2 separate regions of the Homo sapiens genome follow, and region 2 is linked to region 1. A link is a contact called in ENCODE Hi-C or POLR2A ChIA-PET data. All regions are on one chromosome and are shown on one strand. The core of a region is the stretch at or near the end of the contact, and the rest is flanking DNA. Distances in the headings are between cores, read along the strand shown.

Region 1 (2,962 bases), core at 173-2,672:
CCGATATGGTGAAACCCCGTCTGTACTAAAAATACAAAAATTAGCCAGGCGTGGTGGCAGGTGCCTGTAATCCCCACTACTCAGGAGGCTGAGGCAGGAGAATCGCTTGAACCCAGGAGATGGAGGCTGAAGTGAGCTGAGATCTTGCCACTGCACTCCAGCCTTGGAGACAGCGTGAGATTTCATCTCAAAAAAAGAAATAAATAAATAAAATTTCTTATTTTCTCTCTTTATGTAATCTGCAAAGGAGCCTTACAGTCAGTCAAATAAATCTGTCTGCTTTCCCCCTCAAGCCCATGGGACTAGAATAAGGCCACATGTCCCCTCTCCAGGAATAACTAATTAAAGTATAACCACAGATACCCTCTTTATTCTTCTCTTGATAGACATATTTTTTTTAAATAATCCAGTAAGTAACGTTCCAAAGCTTCATCAACCCTGTGCCAAACTTTAACAGTGGTTGAATCTTCCCTGGAGCAGCAAAATCTGACACTCAACAACAGGAGAGGCAGAAGGAGCAGCTGCCAGGAGCAATGTACCTACCCCATCGCTTTATCTTGCAACTGCTGGCACCATCCCCTTCACTTTCAGGAACCATTCTACATCAAACTCTGCTTTCCAAGAACTTTTCCTCTACACATTCCATTCTCCTCCCCCTATACCATAAAGCTTCTGGCTAATGTTCATGGCATGAATGATACTGCCTTCAAATGGCAAAGAATAGCACTTTAGTATCAGACAGACAGGTTCAAATCTTAGTTCCATGACTGACTAGCTTTTGTTCCTGGAGCAAATTAGTTAACCTGTTTTGCACTCTCAATTTTCTACATATAAAAGAACGCTAGTGCTCACTTCACAGTTTTTAGAAGATGGGAGAAATAAATTCAGTGCCCAAGTGTTTACTCAGCAAATACGTTTTTCTTCCCTTGTGCACCAAAGGAAAAAAAACTGAGGGTATCATATAAAATTTGGGAGAAGGGAGAGGCCATAGCATGACCAGGTCTTTTTTAAAAGTTTTATGTTCATAATAAAAGTCATGAAACAAGAGAATCTAAAGGTCTTAGCATTTTAGACTTCACTGTCAACAGGAAAACTTCCAGAAATCATACAAAAAGGATGAACATACACAGGCAAGCTTTAGTGAGTTGAAAATTAAAAAAAAAAAAAAAAATTGTACTAATAACCCTTTAACTTGCAGGCTGACACCAAGTAACTTTCTTTAAAAAATAATATTTCAACACGCAAAAAACAAATCACACACAAAATTTTTTCACAGATAGTCACCGTTCTAGGTAAAAGCCTTTGCCACTAGTATTTTTAAAAGCTGCAGCTGGACTGTGGGTCAGATGGCACTCAGCAGTTGTGTGTGTTGGGGGTGGGGTATGTCAGGAATGAATGCGGTTATCAAGGCATTTCTAAGTAAGGAACCCTTGGAACAACATTAGACTGAGGGTCATGGGAAAAGAAGTTATGCTCACCCTACTTCCTGGCAGCATTTTCAGTACACAAGCCATAAGCAACTCATGTTTACAAAAGGAACAAGAAAAGAGGGGCTTATTAGATGCAGAGGGGAGGGAGAAACAAAGTATAGATACACAGAATTATACCTTCGTACATTACATTTTAAAATTCTTTCTTTAAAAACTCTAGAAATAGTTTTAAAGATTTAGCACACTTCACTATGCAAAATATTTCATCCTGACTGCTTCAGTAAATCAAATTAGAGTATTTTTATCTAAGTTAATCACATAAATGAAACTCAATTAAGGAAAAGAAAACAAGCATGGTATATCTACTTTATCCTCTTTAGAACAAATTGCAATCTGAAGTTATTTTTGAGAGTCATAGAAAAAATGTTTCTCAGGATTTCAAAGTTTCAAATCAAGAGTTCTTCAGGTTAAAACAAGATTGTTTAAGAACCAAGTGAATGGTCCTGAACTTTAACTAAAAAAAAAAAATCCAAGAGTATTTTAATTACCAAAAGTCAATAGTTCCTTATTTTTTGATCACTTTGGTAAAACTCAGACAAAAGATAACCAGTTAATGAATCTCAAAACTGCTTCATTTAAAACAAAAACAAAAACAAAAAAAAAGACTCTAAGATAACTTGAACAGAAGAAAAAAGCCACTGTCAAATCTACATATTTCTGTTGTGCATTTCCTTGAGTTAATCCTAGAATTCTGGAAAATTATAAGCACTTTTCAAAAAGATCTCAAACTAGGTCTGGGCTTAACAAACAGCTTTTTTCCTAAGTTCTGAAATACATGCTTTCTTTATAAGCATGGATTTACCAATAGGAGTGGCCTCCTGATTGCTTCTGTGCTTGAATGCTATTAAATTAAACAGTCAGACAAAATATGGAGCATTGACCTTGGCAAGGAATGCAACGGGCACAGTTTGTTTTGCCCTGCTTCTTCTTAAAAAGAAAACAAAATATTCAAACTTGAAACGTAATAATAAACAGATTTCTACATGTTCACTTTATTTGTATTATAATAAAACACTTTGACTTCTTAACTACCTTTAGTAGTCAGCAGCAATAGTACTTCTCTAGCAACATAGTTTTTTACTTTATTTAGAGGAATAAATTGTTTGCAAGTTTTACATATATTACCCTCACTGATGAAAATCATGATACCTCTCATTATTCAAAAACAGGTAAATGGCCAAGAGCAATACTGCTTTGATGGAATTGCAAAATGAGAAAAAATATACATCTGATGGAATTAGTGAGTTACCTCTCTTTTGTCTGTAATGTCAGATCCTTTAGATGATACTCTTTTAAATCTAAAACAAAGCTGGCACTTCTTTGTTAGACTGCGGTACTGTGAGGTTCCAAACAGACTGCAGCTCTGAAATATCAGCATCCAATTTCTCCTGGTTATTTCAATGAATTGCAGCCCTTTCCACATATGAACTCTCAATCCACATTTAAAAAATGACTTTCTCCCAGCTTCCCGC
Region 2 (2,962 bases), core at 190-2,689, 110 kb before region 1:
AAGCTGCTTAAAATAATTACTCCAAATGACCTGCATATACATTCACTTTTAAAAAAATACTTTTTTGATTTTGACCAAAATGTATGCATTTAAGAAAGCAATTTTATAGAATTTTTTAAAAGACTATATTAACTCAAAGGTCACACAGGGAAGATATTTAAATTATGTCATTCAGAACCTGTATTCTCAGAGAGAGATTTAAGAAATGTTGCACCCTGAAGTTGTTTCATTCCAACAGGTTAAATACTCGCTCCTGCATTTGACTAGGTAAAAATGTTCTTCGGGGATACTGGTAAGGTTACTTCAGCCAGTCCTCTACCTTTGCACATTCTAAGGAAACACCAGGGTCTGCTGAACTTTGTACCTCTGGTGGCACAATTAGACCACTCCAGTGATGTTCCTATGTTTGTTAGTACTATAGAAGATGGCCAAAAATATTCCTGTAACACAGTTGCCCCATTTATGTCAATATCCTCATGTTCATGAAAATACACCTCCTCCCATTCTCCCACCTCAAAAATCAGAGACACTGTACATCCCAAGCTGAGCTAATTAGGGCCTCAAAAATATTTCTTTTTACATGTTCTAACCCCTAACTTAGAGTGGGGGAAAGTGGCTTTGTGTATGGGAGCAAGGGGAGGGAGCTTCAGCAAAGTGATAATTTATATCACTCCCTTCCTCCCGCTTAATGCTATTTCTTCTGGCTAATTTTGCTCTATTCTTCTTGGTATTCCCTACTAAGTATCTTTGGGTTGAAAAAATAAAATCATTCATCTGTTATAAATTATTCATTCGTGAATTTAAGCAAACTTCTGATAGCCTTTGCAAGTTTAAAAGCAAATAAAATGCATTAAATAAATTCCCAGTCATATTTTATAGCAATTGCATTTTAGTAGCTGAACGTTAATATAATTTAATCATAATTGTTCAGTATTTAGATAATAGCAGATTGCTAAAAGTTTAAGAAAAATGGAAGATATCCCAATATATATGCAATTTCTTAAATTACTTATTGTAGTTGTGCATTAATGGGGGAGAATGGGAATAAAGAGGAGGACAGGAGAGAAGAGGGAAAGAAGGAAGGAACTATGCAGGATACAGATGTACATAAATAAAGCAGAGAATGATCTAACTAATACAGGGAGAAATTAAGGAAAATTAGGTCTGGGGCCAGCAGTGTGTTAAAGCAGGCTCATAGTGGCTCACAGAACCTTTGTGCTCATCTCTTCCCAACCTGCACTGGGTAAGTGACCTTGTGTTGAAATCAGCCAAGGTGGGAGGATTTACTCAGTGAAGATCAGCAAGCACTACCAATCAGATTTCTCACACATACATAGGCACATGTATGCATGCATGTGCATACAACATGCACCTGAGTGCCAGTGGTTAACTTTTTACCAACATACCACTGCCTGGAGCCAAATACGTAATTACGCATTGCTTAACAATGGGCATGTGTTCTGAGAAATGGATCGTTAGGCGATTTTGTCATCGTGCAAACATTGTATACATGGAATGCCTTCTGAAGAACATGCCTGAGACTGTTTTATGGTTAACTTCATTATAAGTAGAAGTATACACTCTAAAATAATGATCAAAAGTATAGTAATACATAAACCAATAACAAAGGTGTTCATTATCATGATCAAGTGCTACGTATTACACACAATTCTATGTGCCATACTTCCACAGATGGGCAGCACAGATTTGTTTGCACTGGCATCACCAGAAACACGTAATGTATTGCACTATGATGTTAAGGCAGCTATGATGTCATTAGGCGATAGGAATTGTTTAGCTCCATTATAATCTTATGGGATCAATATCATGTATGTGACTCATTGCTGACTGAAATGTTATGAATACATGACTAAATATAAATGGCATGCACCATGAATGCTGTTGCTCTTGTTAGCAAATAATGTTTATAGCTAACATTTTGTGATCATTCATTCAGTGTTCAGGTTCATCCCTAGAATCTTTCACAGTCTAGCACCATAGAAAGCTACTATCTCCTGGCCAGGCGCAGTGGCTCACACCTGTAATCCCAGCACTTTCGGAGGCCGAGGTGGGTGGATCACCTGAGGTCAGGAGTTTAAGACCAGCCTGGCCAACATGGTAAAACCCCGTCTCTACTAACAATATGAAAATTAGCCAGGCATGGTGGCACACGTCTGTAATCCAAGCTACTTGGGAGACTGAGGCATAAGAATCATTTGAACCTGGGTGGCGGAGGTTGCTGTGAGCTGAGATCCTGCCACTGCACTCAAGCCTGAGTGACAGAGCGAGACTCCATCTCAAAAAAAAAAAAAAAAAAAAAAAAAAGAAAGCTACTATCTCCCAGATAGACTTGTGAAGCTAAAACTGTCACCAGTGCTAGAGTAGAAGTTTGTGCCAATGTTGTTAGGGAAACTCAGAAACCAGAAAGCCTTACATGTGTAAAATTAAGTTTAAGTATAAAGAAGTACAAATGAATTTAATCTTTTCAATATTGGAAAAGACATATTTAATTGGAAATGTTATAGGTTAACAGATACATGTTTAAAAGACATGCTTTAATAACTAGATAAAAGAGATCTTGTATAGTTAGCACTCTTTACCACTATTTGTTGTTTAATATAGGTGTTTTTTGAATAAATACATAACACATAACAGCCACATTATGACCACAACACGGTATATATGGTCAACAAGACTGCATATACTACAGAGGTCCCATAAGATTATAATGGAGCTGAAGAATTCCTGTCACCTAGTGATGTCATAGCTGTTGTGACATTGCAGTACAACACATTACCTTTTCTGTGTTTAATATGTTTAGATACACAGATGCTTACCATTGTGTTACAATCACCTACAGTATTCAGTACAGTGATATCCTGTATAGATCTGTAGCCTAGGAGCCTTAAGTTACAGTGGAACCACGTAGCCTACGTATTATTTTCATATTTTCTAATTTCTA

What was found. Hi-C counts contacts between places; a loop is a spot of excess contacts on that map. ChIA-PET counts read pairs that join two places held with the same protein, here RNA polymerase II (POLR2A). Pooled maps may share reads with other maps.
Region 2: a loop to region 1 is called in a map of heart left ventricle, with 2.3 times the contacts of the local background. The contact joins two enhancer-like sites. A Hi-C loop is called at or near these places in 1 of 168 maps with a recorded cell type or tissue (heart left ventricle) and 4 of 50 pooled maps. POLR2A ChIA-PET finds 5 or more read pairs at or near these places in 3 of 52 experiments (B cell, OCI-LY7 and activated CD4-positive, alpha-beta T cell).

The regions. Positions count from the first base shown.
Region 1 is chr11:100,738,276-100,741,237 of GRCh38, reverse strand. The region is part of intron 1 of ARHGAP42 (Rho GTPase activating protein 42); the gene reads right to left. Among named protein-coding and RNA genes, the nearest start is that of ARHGAP42-AS1, 52 kb to the right of the region's middle. Within about 2 kb of position 1,422, at least 4 of the 41 ENCODE cell types and tissues checked have a DNase peak (open chromatin) inside an H3K27ac peak, as active enhancers do.
Region 2 is chr11:100,850,237-100,853,198 of GRCh38, reverse strand. The region is part of intron 3 of ARHGAP42 (Rho GTPase activating protein 42); the gene reads right to left. Among named protein-coding and RNA genes, the nearest start is that of SNORD13I, 83 kb to the left of the region's middle. Within about 2 kb of position 1,439, at least 2 of the 41 ENCODE cell types and tissues checked have a DNase peak (open chromatin) inside an H3K27ac peak, as active enhancers do.